Linked DNA regions of Homo sapiens: region 1 is linked to region 2. The links are chromatin contacts, found by Hi-C or POLR2A ChIA-PET in ENCODE. All regions are on one chromosome and are shown on one strand. Each heading gives the region's core, a stretch centred on a gene start or an enhancer-like site at or near the end of the contact. The rest is flanking DNA. Distances are from core to core; before and after follow the strand shown.

Region 1 (7,666 bases), core at 794-3,293, 390 kb before region 2:
CCACCTCCTGAGTTCAAGTGATTCTCCTGCCTCAGCCTTCTGAGTAGCTGGAATTATAGGCACATGCCACCATGCCCAGCTAATTTTTGTATTTTTAGTAGAAACAGGATTTCGCCACATTGGCCAGGCTGGTCTCAAACTCCCAACCTCAGGTGGTCTACCTGCCTTGGCCTCCCAAAGTGCTGAGAGTACAGGCTGGAGCCACCGCACCTGGCCTGCACCTGCATTTTGAGGTAAGGCTGAAAATCTAGACCACTAACTACAGGGTGCCTGTCCCACTGGCCAGGGACCAGATATGCCACCGTTTGAAACAAATTCAAGGATAGGGGCCTGACTGAGCATTGATGGCCATGAGGGTGGGGAGCGAGAAATCACTTCTGTTGTGCCCCTCAGTTCTTACCTCTAGGCAGAGTCATTCCATGGGAGCTGTTTCTCTGAAAGGGGCCTGGTTTGTGATCAGAATCTATTGTCAAAAAGAAAGAAAGTCCCTTCTCCCACGCAAATGCCAGGCAGGGGGGTGGAGCCAAATGATCACAGGACCCTCATTTTCTGCAACAGTGATTGCTTTGTGTAAAGGGGGCAAGATGCCAGGGCAACTGCTGGGGAAACTGCCGGCTGCCCAGCATTGCAAGGCTCCAGGTGTTTGGGGAATTTCAGACTTAGGCCAGTGGAAGAAAGAGAACTTGACCACGTGGACTCCACCATCTTCTAGGGGTACTCGTCAGGGAAATAATGGGGAGATGCTGCTCCTTCCTGTTTCGCAGACGCAGCAGCAATACTTGTGGCATAAGAGCAAAGCCCCTCCAGAGGGGACAATTTTAAAGCTAAGTGTCCCTGGCATGAGTTACCAGGGTAGCCAAGCTTTACAAAGACAGGGTTAATTCTTTCAAGTGTTTAACTTTAGTGATTTGGTTTTGATCAAAATCTTTTTTTTTTTTTTTTTTTTTTTTTTTGGTTTGTGTGTGAATCAGAGTCTCACTCTGTCGCCCAAGCTGGAGTGCAGTGGCGTGATCTCGGCTCACTGCAACCTCTACCTCCCAGGTTCAAGCGATTCTCCTGCCTCAGCCTCCTGAGTAACTGAGACTACAGGCACCCGCCATCACACCCGGCTAATTTTCATGTTTTTTAGTAGAGACAGGGTTTCGCCATATTGGCCAGGCTGGTCTTGAACTCCTGATCTCAAGTGATCCACCCGCCTCGGCCTCCCAAACTGCTGGGATTACAGGCATGAGCCACCGTGTTGATCAAAATCTTTTTTAAAACTTGTTACTCCTTCATCCATTAAACAGAGCTTGCAAAATATAAATGAACGTTTCCTTGGTGGTTGAAGGTCATTATTGGGAGCATCAGTTATGCCGAGTGCTGCAAAGTGAAACCAGAGACTCAGAAGTGCATTCAGCGTTTGGGACACTTTGCTGAATGGGTCGTGATCTCAGCAACAGCTCTGAAATTTGCCTTCTTGAAAGAATCCCTGACATCAGCTCATTTTTCTACTTTAGAAAAGTGCAGAGCATGTTCACTGTTCTTCACAAAGGCAAAACAGAACCCTGGCCCCAGAAGCTATGTGACCTTCACCAAGTGATGTCATCTCTTAGTGGCTGTGATTCTTCATCTGTAAACTCGGGAATAGCGTTATTAGATAATGCATGTTTAGAACATGCCTTCGATGCATTAGAGCAGGGCTTGGAACAGCGTTCAGCATGTCAGAAGCGCTCAGGGGGTTAACCGCTGTTACTACCGTTTGCAGATGAAGACAAGTCCCAGGTCTGGTTAGTTCAATCTGCCTCTTTTCACTGTAGTCTCACCAACATTGGCTGGCTGTCTGGGAAGCAACACCACCAGTGACCTCTTCTGGGTCTCGTGGCCACCAGCCATTGTGCCCATTCTAATCAAGGAGGCTCACCTCCAATTTATGCCTTTTCTAGTAAGAAAGGACAGAAAGAATTTCCCTGAGTCAAGTCCTTGCCAGAGTAGGGGCCTCTTGCAATCCGTGCCACGAAGTCCCGGAAGGAAGCTCTGCAAATGTGCGCTCAGGGCTTGTCAAATGAGCAGAAGGGCGGTTAAGTAACAAAGTAACTGCGGAGTCAGGCGCGGAGGGGAACAGCGTCTCTAACCACGGCGACCCTGTTCTTCTCTGGGCGCTTCCACTGAGTTATTAGATCAGCACTTGGCTGAGATGGGAGTGGAAGAACCCGGGAGGGAACGGGCCCAGGTCTTCATGTAGAAAAAGGGGCCCTGGCCCCTCGGGGTATTCAGGGCGCCGACCACCACGGCCTCGTCGCCCTTTTCCCCTAAAGCCCTGGAGGAAGGCACTCTCTGGCCTGAAGTTCGCCTGTCCACTGGTGATACCACCCGCCGCAGCGTTTCCAGCTGGGAAGGAGTTGGACATGACCGTACCCGCAACAGCTGCGCTCAGCACTGCCCGGGGCTGCCCCCATCCCTACCCCTACCCCGGGGGCTCCGGAAACCCCCCACAACCCCCGCAGATTTACCAAAATCCAGGGACCCTCTTACCCCCCCTCCCCTCCTCCCCAGGTCACCCACAGACACACACACATTTCCTGCCCTGCCAAAAATAAAGCTGGAGGGCGCTGGGGGTGCGCTTGCCACCAGCCCCTCCGGGGAGACTGCTGCCTCGCTGCACCCCTCCAGTGAGAGGACCACCCCCTTCATTTCTGCTGCCTTCCTCCTCCTTTGCTTTGGTGGATGTCACCCTGGCTCTGCCAAGGCCCTGGTGGAGGTTGCTCTCAAGGCATGGGCTGGAACCCTGCCCCTCTTCTGCTAAAGACACATAGCCCTCCTTCCTTATAAAAGCAGTTATACGGCCGGGCGTGCTGGCTCACGCCTGTAATCCCAGCACTTTGGGAGGCCGAGGCGGGCAGATCACCTGAAGTTGGGAGTTAGAGACCAGCCTGACCAACATGGAGAAACCCTGTCTCTACTAAAAATACAAAAAAAAAAAAAAAAAAAGAAAAAAAAAGAAAAAAGAAAAAAAAAATTATCTGGGCCTGGTAGCACATGCCTGCAATCCCAGCTACTCGGGAGGCTGAGGCAGGAGAATGGCTTGAACTAGGGAGGCGGAGGTTGCGGTGAGCTGAGATCGCGCCATTGCACTCCAGCCTGGGCAACAAGAGAGAAACTCCGTCTCAAAAAAAAAAACCACACAGTTTATACCTTCATAGTACATGTCCCTAACCTCGACCCACCAATAGAGCAACTCCCTGAGAGGACGATCAAGAGGTCAAGCTTGTTTGGGGTGAGCCCCACTCCTGGAAATCTGGAGGGGGGCAGAAGTAGTGCCCCTGACATCTGGTGGGTCATAGGTGCTCAGTCGTTATTTATTTTTGCTCTCCTCCTCCTCATTTTCTTCCTCAATATCAGCTCCTCTCTCTGCATACACCTCCTCCTCCTTACACCTCTCTCTCCTTCCTGCTCCATCCCTTCTTCACTTTATCTCCTTTGGACGACTGCCTCCTGCCTGCTGGAGCACTGAGTGGGGCTGAGGAAGCTCCCTGTGCACCCTGCACCCCCTTCTCTTGGCTGCTAAAACTCTGACCCAGCCTCCTACACCACAACCCTACTTGTCCCTAATTCACTCTGGCTCCTTCTCCACCCCGTCACCCTGGCTTATGCAGTGTAGTCTTGTTGAAGACATCGGGTCTATACCAACCTGGACATCCATAATTGCTTCCTGAAACACATTTATGCAAGATCTCAGGATTTTGTGGCTTTACCAAACACCTCCCCTGAGTTTTCAAAACACCACCTGATAAATTAGTGTTCATCTTGTTGCAGGTGACAATGATATTACAGTGGTATTTTTAAAGTCCTTATCTTTAGAGATACATTCTTTAACATATTTCCAGGTGAAATGATATGGTGTCATGAGTTTGCTTCAAAGTAATATGGGAGGGGATTAAGCAGATGGGACATGGATAGGGAAGGAATGGCCTTGGGTCAATATTTCTTGGGACTAGGTAATGAGTAGATGAGGGTTCATTATACTCTTCTGTCTACTGCCTCCGTAATATAAAGTTAAATTAATTCTCCAGCCTTCCAAAAAGGGAGAAATGAATTAATGAACAAATATTGGCAAAACATTAGAAATTATTGAACCTGGGTGATAAATACACATGGATTTATTGTGTTATTTTTTCTACATTTTTATGTGTTTGAAAAAATGATTAAAAATGACTTTTTAAATGTTTATTTTTATTTTATTTATTTATTTATTTTGGCCAGGTGCAGTGACTCATGCCTGTAATCCCAGCACTTTGGGAGGCTGAGGTGGGTGGATCACTTGAGGTCAGTAGTTTGAGACCAGCCTGGCCAACATGGCAAAACCCCGTCTCTACTAAAAATAGAAAAATTAGCTGGGCATGGTGGCGGGTGCCTGTAATCCCAGCTACTTGGGAGGCTGAGGTGGGAGGATCTCTTGAACCCCAGAGGCAGAGGTTACAGTGAGCGGAGATCATGCCGCTGCCCTCAAGCCTGGGTGACAGAGTGAGACTGCATTTCAAAAAACAAAAACAAACAAAAAATAATAATAAAATAAAATGTTTAATTTCTTTTTTAATGCCACCTTATCACAAACCCTTCATCTGTGTAAAGCTAGGCCATGGGTATTCAACACGCACTACACAGATGTTGATGGACAAGTGTTTCCTCAAAGATCTCAAGTGCTTCTGCTGCCTCTTCCTTAGATGAGCACACTGAAATGCTCCAGAAAACAGAACTTCTTGGCTGGGCAGTGCTGCTTTGGCATCTCCATGCCTTTGCACTTGCTCTGCCCTCCACATAGACTGGCCTTCCCCAGTCCACCTGCCAAGCTCTTACTCAGTTTCAGCCCCTCTTCTCTAAAGCTTTCTCTGACCCTCCCAGGCCTTGTGTCACCACTGAGCCCTGTACATACCTCTGTGTTATACAGTTCACCTTGAAATCCAATTGTTCCTTGCATGCCTAGCCCCCACCCCACACTAAACTTTTAACTACTTGAGAGCAGGGACTTTATTTTTTATTTTTATTTTTTTGAGACAAGGTCTCGCTCTGTTGGCCAGGCTGGAGTAGAGTGATACAATTATACCTCACTGGCACTTCAAACTCCTGGGCTCAAAGGATCCTCCCGCTTCAGCTTCCTAAATAGCCACATGTACGTGCCACCACATCCAGTTAATTTCTAAAAAATTTTGGTAGAGACAGGGTCTCACCATCTTACCCAGGCTGGTCCTGAACTCCTGGGCTCAAGCAGTCCTTCTGCCTTGGCCTCCCGAAATCCTGGGATTACAGGCATGAGCCACCACGCCTGGCCCAGGGATAATGTTTCATTCAACTTTCCATCATTAGGACTTCAAATACCACCTATATGCTCATGACTCCCGAATCAACATCACCAACCTCACACTCCCCAGCACCAGACTCTTATAGCCAAATGCCTTGAACAAGGCAAATGCCTTCTGAACTTCTCCCCTTGGGTGTTCTACAGACCCCTGAAATTCACCGTGTCCAAAACTGAACACATTGTCTTTCCCCTAAACTTACTCTTCCTGCCATGCCTGAGCAGGTAAACAGAACCCTCCACTCAGTCGCTCAACCCACAAATACGAGGTCTACCCTTCACCCCTCTTCTCCTGCACTTCAGCTACTGATTTCACTTCCTACATAAGCCTTGAATGTTCCCACCTCCCTCATCCCTACAGCCCCTTCCTTGTTCAGGGCACCATTGCCTCTCTCCTAATGACAGCAAAAGCTTCTTCGCTGTTCTCCAATCTTGCCCCCTCCATCCCAAGTCTCCATATGAAAGTCTGATCTTTCTAAAATGCCAATATAATCCTATCATATCCTAATAAAATTCTTCCATGTCGCCCTAAAGTTCAAATTCTTCAACATTGAACATGGCTTACAAAGCCCCTTTGTGACTGACCTCAACTCACCTCACTCCCTATCATTTCTCTCTCCAACCCTGCCTACTAATCCCCAACGCACACACACACACACACACACACACACACACACACACTCAATAAGCTCTAGCCACTTGGAAGGACTTGCAGTTTCCCAGCATGCCTTACTCTTTCTGTGGCACAGACAGCACTGCCCACCAAATATCACATGGGCTCCCCTACATTCCTAGCCCTGTAGCATTTAGATGGAACTGGGTCACTGGTTCTGGACAATGGGTCATGAGCAGAAGTTGGATGATCACTCCAAGGCTAAATCATTCTCTCTCTCTCTTTTTCTTTTTCTTTTTTTTTTTGACAGAGTCTCGCTCTGTCACCCAGTCTGGAGCTGGAGTGCAGTGGCATGATCTCGGCTCACTGCAACCTCTGCCCCCCGGGTTCAAGCGATTCTCCTCCCTCAGCTTCCTGAGTAGCTGGGATTACAGGCATGTGCCACCATGCCTGGCTAATTTTTGTATTTTTAGTAGAGATGGGGTTTCGCCATGTTGGCCAGGCTGGTCTCAAACTCCTGACCTCAAGTGATCCACCAGCTTTGGTCTCCCAAAGTGCTGGGATTACAGGAGTGAGCCACCGCACCTGGCCTCTCTCGCTCTCTCTCTGTCTCTTCCTCCCCAGCCACATGTTGAGATGACAGAGTCTTGAGACGAAAGCACCCTGGATCACTGAGTCACCCCATGGAGGGCAGTGGCTCTGAATGCACATCAGACTCCCTGCAAGTGAGAATAAACTTTTTTCATGTGAAGCCATTGAGAGTTTTGCATCTTTTTCTTTTACTACAGCATAACTCAGCCTATCTCCTCCAGCACATGATTTCTCCTCTGCCTGGAACAACTCTCCCTCCCACCTCTCTACTATCTACCTCCTCACCTGGACAGTTTCTGCTTATGTCAGCCTTAGCTTAGTTGCTGCTTCCTCCTGAACTCCCAAGTCTAGCTCTGGGTTCTTACTAAGAACTTTCTTAACACCCTAGGAGATCCCTCTGAGCACTTTCCACCCTATATTATAAGGGGCCATTCATGTGCCTCTTATTCCTCACCAGGTCTGAGATGGGAGGGCCCATTCCTCTTTCTGCTTCACAGCTGTACCCCCAGCCCCTGCTACAGGGCCTGTATGTAGGGTATCCAATGGATGTTTGCCCAATGAACAGGTAAACTTTGTATTCACAGGACCTAGCTTCTAGCTCAATAAATATTTAATAAATGAATAAATGAATGACTTAACCTCTAAAAGAAAAAAAGATTTGGATTCTAAAAAGTAGCCCAATACTCATAAACAGCCTTGAATTGTAAAACTATACTCACTATATACAAATTAGTGTGCCCACCCCACAGTTCTGCCCTATACCAAAGGTCAACTATTTTACTTCAATGGGTCAATTAGCCCCTCTTTTAGTGGTAAACTATTCGAATTGAGGAATTGGAGGGTGGAAAGTTCTGCTTTTTGATGACTTATGCTCAGCTGGAGAAACTAAATACAGTACAAAAGCTGAAAATCCACAGCCAGGTTCTTACTCTACAGCTTCCTCACTTTTTTCATGTTTGTTTAACATTTTCTCCCCATTACCTATTGGGACGTCAGTAGAACCTGAACTGGACATTAAAACAGTAGCTAAGTAAATAATGCAAGCCTTTTAAGCTCTGGTGCCGTTCAAGGCCACAGCTGTCCCACAAAGCCACTGACACTGCTGTCGGGTCAGGTGGCTGGGAGGG
Region 2 (6,703 bases), core at 80-2,579:
GGGTCGCCCCTTCCCTAACGAGGAGCTCCCAAGATGTAGTTTTGTTTCCAAAGTTGAGGAGAGGCTGGTCCCAGCCACTTTTTAACAGCATCAAGAGCACAATCTCCTCCTCTCCCAGGGCTTAGGGCTGCCCCAGCCCAGTGCCGCAAGGACTCCCGAACTCCTCCGGCCCTCCTGATAGACATCCTGGGCTGGGTCTCAGGGCGCTGAACGGCAGCACGTATAGCCTGCTCGGGCTGCTGAACAGACGCAAGGACCAGCAGATGCTGCCCGGATTTCTCTGCCTTTTACCCCCCAGTTCCTTCCGTCTTCCTCCTCAGTGCTTTGGCAGGAAAAAAATAAATCTTCTTATTATTTTTTAATGGTTTTTTTTTTGAGACGGAGTCTCCTTCTGTCGCCCAGGCTGGAGTGCAGTGCCACAATCTCGGCTCACTGCAACCTCCACCTCCCAGGTTCAAGCGATTCTCCTGCCTCAGCCTTCTGAGTAGCTGGGATTACAGGCGTGCGCCACCATGCCCGGCTAATTTTTGTATTTTTAGTAGAGACAGGGTTTCACCATGTTGACCAAGCTGGTCTTGAACTCCTGACCTCAAGTGATCCACCCGCCTCAGCCTCCCAAAGTGCTGGGATGACAGGCATGAGCCACCATGCCAGGCCTATTTTTTTTTTAATCCAAACCACTTACTATCAAACTCCACTCTGCTTCTGACCTGCAAGGGGTGTGTGTGTGTGTGTGTGTGTGTGTGTGTGTGTGTGTGTGTGTCTGTGTGTCTGTGTCTTTGATGTTATATGCTGCTATATGTATTGGGGGAAGAGAAGTTCCCCCATTCTCTCCTCAGCCTCACTTCCTCATTTGAGGCTGCTGAGGAGAAACCCACAGGGACCCAGGGGCACAGGGGCCTGCCTGGGGCTTTGAGGGGAGCTGGGGATGTCCAGCGGAGTGGGGTGGCCCTGCTGAGGCAGCTGTCCTTGGTGCCCTGTTCACCGAGGCCTGGGGACTCTGCAGGACACGCTGGTCAGAATGTGCTTCTGGCTGTGGTCATAGACGGGTGTGAGTCAGCCCCAGGAGACATACTTTGCCAAAGAAATGCACTTCCTCTCCTGCCTCTCCTCTCTTTAGCTGCAGCTGTTCTGAGCTGTTGCCTTTGACCCACTGTGAACTGGGAAGAGCACCCATCCCCTCCCACTGGCCAGGCCTCTAGCTCAGCCCTGAGGACCCCAACCCAGGCCCGGTAGCATCTTCAAGGCTTTTGGCTCCATAAGGTCACCCACATGGCGGGCAGCCTCCCGACCCAGGCCAGTGACCCCTGTAGAGAGCAAGACAGAAACCAGAAAAGCTCCTGGAAGCCAGAAGCAAAACTCCACATCCGTGGGCAGGAGCCTCGCAGCAGGAATGGGTAGGAAGGAGCCAGCTGGCCTACTTGACTATATTGGCAGCCGTTCCAGCCATTTAGGTCCTAGAGGGATTTGCTTGTCATCTATTTGTGGAGCACCCTCTGTGTCCTAGACACTGACTAGGCATCCAGGATCCAGTGGGGACAGACACACAGGACCCTGCTCTCGTGGACCACACATGCGAGGGGAGAGACAGCCCATGCTCTAGTGCCAGAGGGTACTGGGTGGGCCTTTTCTGCTGCTCGAATGGGTGGCCGGACTCAGAGCTAAGGAAAAAGGGCCTTGAGTACCCCATATTCTAAAACAAAGGAACCATTTGAGACTAGGCCCATTTGCCTACAGGATTTATTAAGAGATGGTTAAAGCAATTCTGCTATGCCCCCAAATCTCCCAGCACCCCCTTCCTCAGTCTCCATAAGCAGAAGACCAGGACAGGGGAAGGAAGAGAGAGGGAGATGGGTCACTGGAGTCCTGGGGTGCTGACTCCCTCCCCTCCTCTCCCTGGATCTGGATTTGCTGTTGAGATCAGCCCACGCGCCATCTGGACAGGGAGGTTGGGGGAGGGCAGGATTGAAGAGGCAGAGACAGACAGGGCAGGGACTCCTTGGGGCACCCAGCAGTCGTTGCCCATGGGTCAGGTGGACATGGCGGAAGGTGCATGTCCTTGAGCTGTCTTGTCCATGTCCTCCCAAGAGGGAGGCCTGCAGCTGTGCAGACCCACAGTCGGTAGGCTGTTGGGTGGAGGTTGGGGCAGTGGCTGAGTGGTGGGGTGAGAGATATAGAGCTGAAGGGACCTCTCACATCAGGGAACAGTGGTGCGAGGTGGCCCTGTGGTGAACCCACAAGAGAGTTAGCATCTGAACGCCATCATGCCGGGAACATTCATAGCCAGAGAAGAAATGGCCACAGCTGACAGGGACTTTCCTGAAAGCTCTCCCTCCCCATCTGTGTGAAAGAAGAGAAAAGGGGAGAGAAAAGGAGGAGGAGAGAGAGAGAGGAGTGGGGGTACAGGGGCAAACTACACCCCTCCCCACTCCCCTGGGCCAAATCCAGACCCTGCCTGGGGAAGGGAAATGGTTAGTCTTGGTTAGATGGACCAGCCTAGATGGGGCTGGGCCTTTAATAAGCTAAAGCAACAGGAATACTAGAAGATCTGCCCAAGATACTGTTACGGGACAGAAAAAGGAGAACCAACATAGTTCATCTAGAAGCAATGATGGAAGGGGGAAAAAAACTTGCTCAATAAGCAAGTTACCCATATAAACAAATACATTAATAAGAAAATGTCTTGCTGCCAAAATGCGTTCTCTCATATTAGAGATGCTCTTGAATTATTTTACATTCCTCCTCTTAAGAGGTGAAGTGTCTTCCCTCTGTTTGAATCTGAATTGGCCTGGGTCTGCGTTGATCAGTAGACTATAGCAGAAGAGACCCTATACTTGTTTCAAGTCTAGCTTTCAAGAGGACTGGCAGCTTCTGCCTTGGTCTGTTGGAACCCTATGCTATCATGTAAGATGTCCAACTACCCTGAGGTCACCATGTTGGAAGGAAGCTCAAGCTGGCCGTATAGAGATGTGGAAAAAGAGAGAGAGAGAGAGACTCAGCCAACCCCAAGCTATTCCAACCCGCAGCCATTACAGTTATCTTAGCAGATGCCCCAGATCTTACAGAGCAAAGACAAGCTGTATCCACTGTGCCGTTTGATTTCCTTGATGCACAGAAACATAAAATACTATAATAACAAATTGTTTTGAGGTAGTTTGTTATGCAGCAATAAGAAACCAGAACAGAAAATAAGGAAAGGTGAAGAGATAGCGTTGGGGGGAAGGTACTCTAGGTCAGGAGGTTATGGATGGCATCTCTGTGGAGATGACATTGATGGTAAAGTTTGAAGGACAAGAAGGAGTTGGTCATGTAAAGATCAGGGATAAGAGCACTCCAGAGGGCACAGCTGGTGGAAAGTGCTGGAAGGAACCCCAGTGTGGCTGGAGCATGATGGGCAGGGAGGGGGGATATGGGATGTGATGTTGGAAGTAGCCAGGGGCCAGACCATAAAGGGCTTTGCAAGTCAGGGTAAGGAGTTCAAATTTTGTTATAATGTGAGATAAACCACTGCAGAGTTTCAAACAGGGGAATGAAATGACATTAGATACATTTTTTTCTTTTTGAGACAGGGTTTCACTCTGTCACCCATGCTAGAGTGCAGTGGCACAATCTCCGCTCACTGCAGCCTCCACCTGCCGGGTTCAAGCGATTCTCATGCCTCAGCCTCCTGAGTAGCTAGGACTACAGGTGCACACCACCACACCTGGCTAATTTTTGTGTTTTTATTAGAGACAGGGTTTTGCCATGTTGGCCAGGCTGGTCTCAAACTCCTGACCTCAAGTGATCCACCCACCTCAGCCTCCCAAAGTGTTAGGATTACAGGCGTGAGCCACCACACCCAGCCATTAGGTACATTTTTGAACAATCACTCCACCCACTATGTGGAAAATGGTCTCTAGGAGTGTAAAACTTAGAGTACAAATACCACTTCAAAGGCTGTGGAGAAGCCAGGCAACCAATTATGGTGGTTTGGTCTAGGGAGAAGTAACAAGGATAGAGAGAAGTAGATTGTTTGGTCTTAATCATGCACGTGGGCTGGTAACCCTGATCATTTATTCACTCATGAGCATTTTTTGAGTCTACAAGGCCTAGGTATTTTGTAGTAGATACATGTATGACAGGGCAAAGTATATTAGCAAGCAAAAGTCTTCCCTACCTACTAAAGAAAATTCTATTCTGCAATAAATAAGGGGAATAAGGAGAGAGATCACAGCTGGAGGGCTAAGCTGGTCTACCTAACAGCTAGGAAAGAGAAAGCAAGCAGGTAGGCAGAGGGAAATAAAAGGCCTCGGGGCTGGGACTAGAGAAGGAGTTTGGGGTTTTGCTGTGGAGTCTCTATTGATATAAGACAGTTTGAGAAGGGCTTTGAGGAAGCACTGTCATGCTCCCTAACATTGCAGGCCCGAATGTTCTTTGAGAGACGCCCACTCAGTGAGACACTAGGCAGAGACTGAACCCAGGGGAGCACCTCGATTAGCTAGGGTTACGCAGAGAGAAATAAGACATTGTCGCTGACCTTAAAAAGTTCGTCAGCGGAATCAGATATACACAGGTGATTAGAATAGAAGGAAAGCAGGCCATGTAGCTAAAAGAATGCAGCTGAAGAGCTGCTAAAGCCACCTGAGATGACCTGCAGCTGGGGAACATCAGAACTGGCTTTGCAAAGCTGGTGGCATTTGAGCTGTGACTTGAAGAGTAGGCAAGATTTGGGTCTGGGGAGATGACTGGGGAAGCCATTCTAGGTGGAGGCAACCCATTAACAAAGACCCCAGAGCTGGCAAAACCCCTACCTGTACAGGGACTCTCCAGCGGTTCAGTTTGGCTGATGCTTAAGGCAGGTGAATCAGAGGGTGATGGCTAAGGCTGGTAGGCGGGCTGGGCCCCGGGTGCCATGCTGGGGAGTTAGGGCTGTGCTAGGCTGCAAGAGGCATGTTTTTTAAACAATAACGTGGCCGGGCACAGTGGCTCACGCCTGTAATCTCAACACTTTGGGAGGCCAAAGCGAGAGGATTGCTTTGGCAATGAATTGAGGTCTTTACAAAAAAATTTTAAATTATGGCCGAGCATGGTGGCTCACGCCGTAATCCCACCACTTTGGGAGGCCGAGGCAGGTGAATCACTTGAGCCCAGGTGTTTGAGACTGGCCTGGGCAACATGGTGAAATCCCATCTCTACAAGAAATACAAAAATTTGCTGGGCATGGGGCTACAAGCCCCAGCTACTCAGGAGGCTGAGGCTGGAGAATCTCTTGAGCCTGGGAGGTGCAGGTTGCACTGAGCTGAGATCGCGCCACTACACTCCGGCTTGGGTGACAGGGTGAGATGCCATCTTAAATTAAAATTAAAAAAAAAAATTAGCCAGGTATGGTGGTGCACACCTGTAGTCCCAGCTACTTGGGAGACTGAGGCAGGAGGATTGCTTGATCCCAGGAGTTTGAGGCTGCAGAAAGCTATGATGTCACTGCACTCCAGCCTGGGCAACAGAGTGAGACCCTGTCTCTAAAAAAAAAAAATTAGAAATTAAACAATAATATGATATGATCATGGAATTTAGGGCTGAAAGAAAGTTTACAAATAATCCATTTCCACCTCCTCATCTTACAAATGAAGGAGCTGAGGCCCAGGCTGGTCCAAAGCCATGTAAGTTAAGCGAGTCAGAATTTAAAACTGTACCATAAGTGACTGACGTGGAATTGAATCCGAAGCCTGTGCTCACTGCCCCTCACCACCTCACCTCCTCTTGAGGATGGAGAGAGAGAAGGGCAGTGGGGCGGTAGGGAAGTGAGCTGGGTCCGCTCCCAGTCTGAGAGGCGGGCCAGACCATCTGCGGGTGGATTGGGTGGGTCAGCAGAAGAGGCCCCTATGAAAACTCTGGTGGGAACTCGAGGCCCCAGACAGGGTGGTGACAGGCCAGAGCCTTGGTGTGGAAAGATGGCCGTCTGTCAGCACCAGATCCCAGCAGCTGTTTCCCTAAAGAAGCCGGACCCTTCCTTTTCCTGAGGGAAGCCTGGGGCGCTCTCCTTCCCCCTGACCTTGGCTGTGACTGAGGCCGAGGAGGCCCCACCTCAGAGGCTCCAGGCCAAAAAGATGGTTCTTTTCTAGTCCCTGAGGTAACTTTGTGACCGTGGAAACCCTCGAGCAGGCAGGTCAGGCCGGGAGGAAGTTGAGGGCTCCCTCGCAGAGGTGGGTTCCCCGAGAGGTGTCGCCTGGGTGGCGGGAGAGGGTGCTGCCATTCTAGTAACTTCTCCCTGCACCACTCTCTGCAAGGTTGTTCCACTCCCTGTCCTCAGTGGCCTCTCCACCGCCACCCCCAGCCCTCGGTCTTCCCCTTCTCCTTCTCTCTTCTCTGAGGCCCTGCCCCCACACACCCAGCCTGGGCCACCCAAGAGTCACCACGTGGGCCACAGCGCTGGGTGTTTCCAGACATGGGCCACCTGACGTCCTCAGCGGGGGCCTAAGGCTTGGGCTGTAACAGCAGTACCCTCCCTCCTCCTCTCCCTTTCAAAGCCCTCTCTGCCACAAGCCTCTCCTGGGGCCTGCGAAGCCCTCTCACTTGCCAGACACGCTGGAAAGAAGTCCTGCGAGGGTGAGAAATCTGCCCGAGGAATTCCAGCCTCTCGGAGGAGGTGGCGGCTGACAGCTGGCCATGGCTGCTGTGCGGAGAAGCTGAAGTTGAGGTCTTGGGTTCACAAGGGGTGCCAGGC

What was found. A loop is a pair of places that touch in the nucleus more often than their neighbours do. ChIA-PET counts read pairs that join two places held with the same protein, here RNA polymerase II (POLR2A). Pooled maps may share reads with other maps.
Region 1: a loop to region 2 is called in a pooled map, with 2.1 times the contacts of the local background. The contact joins two enhancer-like sites. A Hi-C loop is called at or near these places in 1 of 50 pooled maps. POLR2A ChIA-PET finds 5 or more read pairs at or near these places in 2 of 52 experiments (CD4-positive, alpha-beta T cell and naive thymus-derived CD4-positive, alpha-beta T cell).

The regions. Positions count from the first base shown.
Region 1 is chr14:75,328,713-75,336,378 of GRCh38, reverse strand. No RefSeq gene overlaps it. Among named protein-coding and RNA genes, the nearest start is that of LINC01220, 38 kb to the right of the region's middle. RefSeq lists enhancers at 1,856-2,355, 7,223-7,392. Within about 2 kb of position 2,043, at least 25 of the 41 ENCODE cell types and tissues checked have a DNase peak (open chromatin) inside an H3K27ac peak, as active enhancers do.
Region 2 is chr14:74,934,622-74,941,324 of GRCh38, reverse strand. No RefSeq gene overlaps it. Among named protein-coding and RNA genes, the nearest start is that of RPS6KL1, 15 kb to the right of the region's middle. RefSeq lists an enhancer at 6,318-6,703. Within about 2 kb of position 1,329, at least 11 of the 41 ENCODE cell types and tissues checked have a DNase peak (open chromatin) inside an H3K27ac peak, as active enhancers do.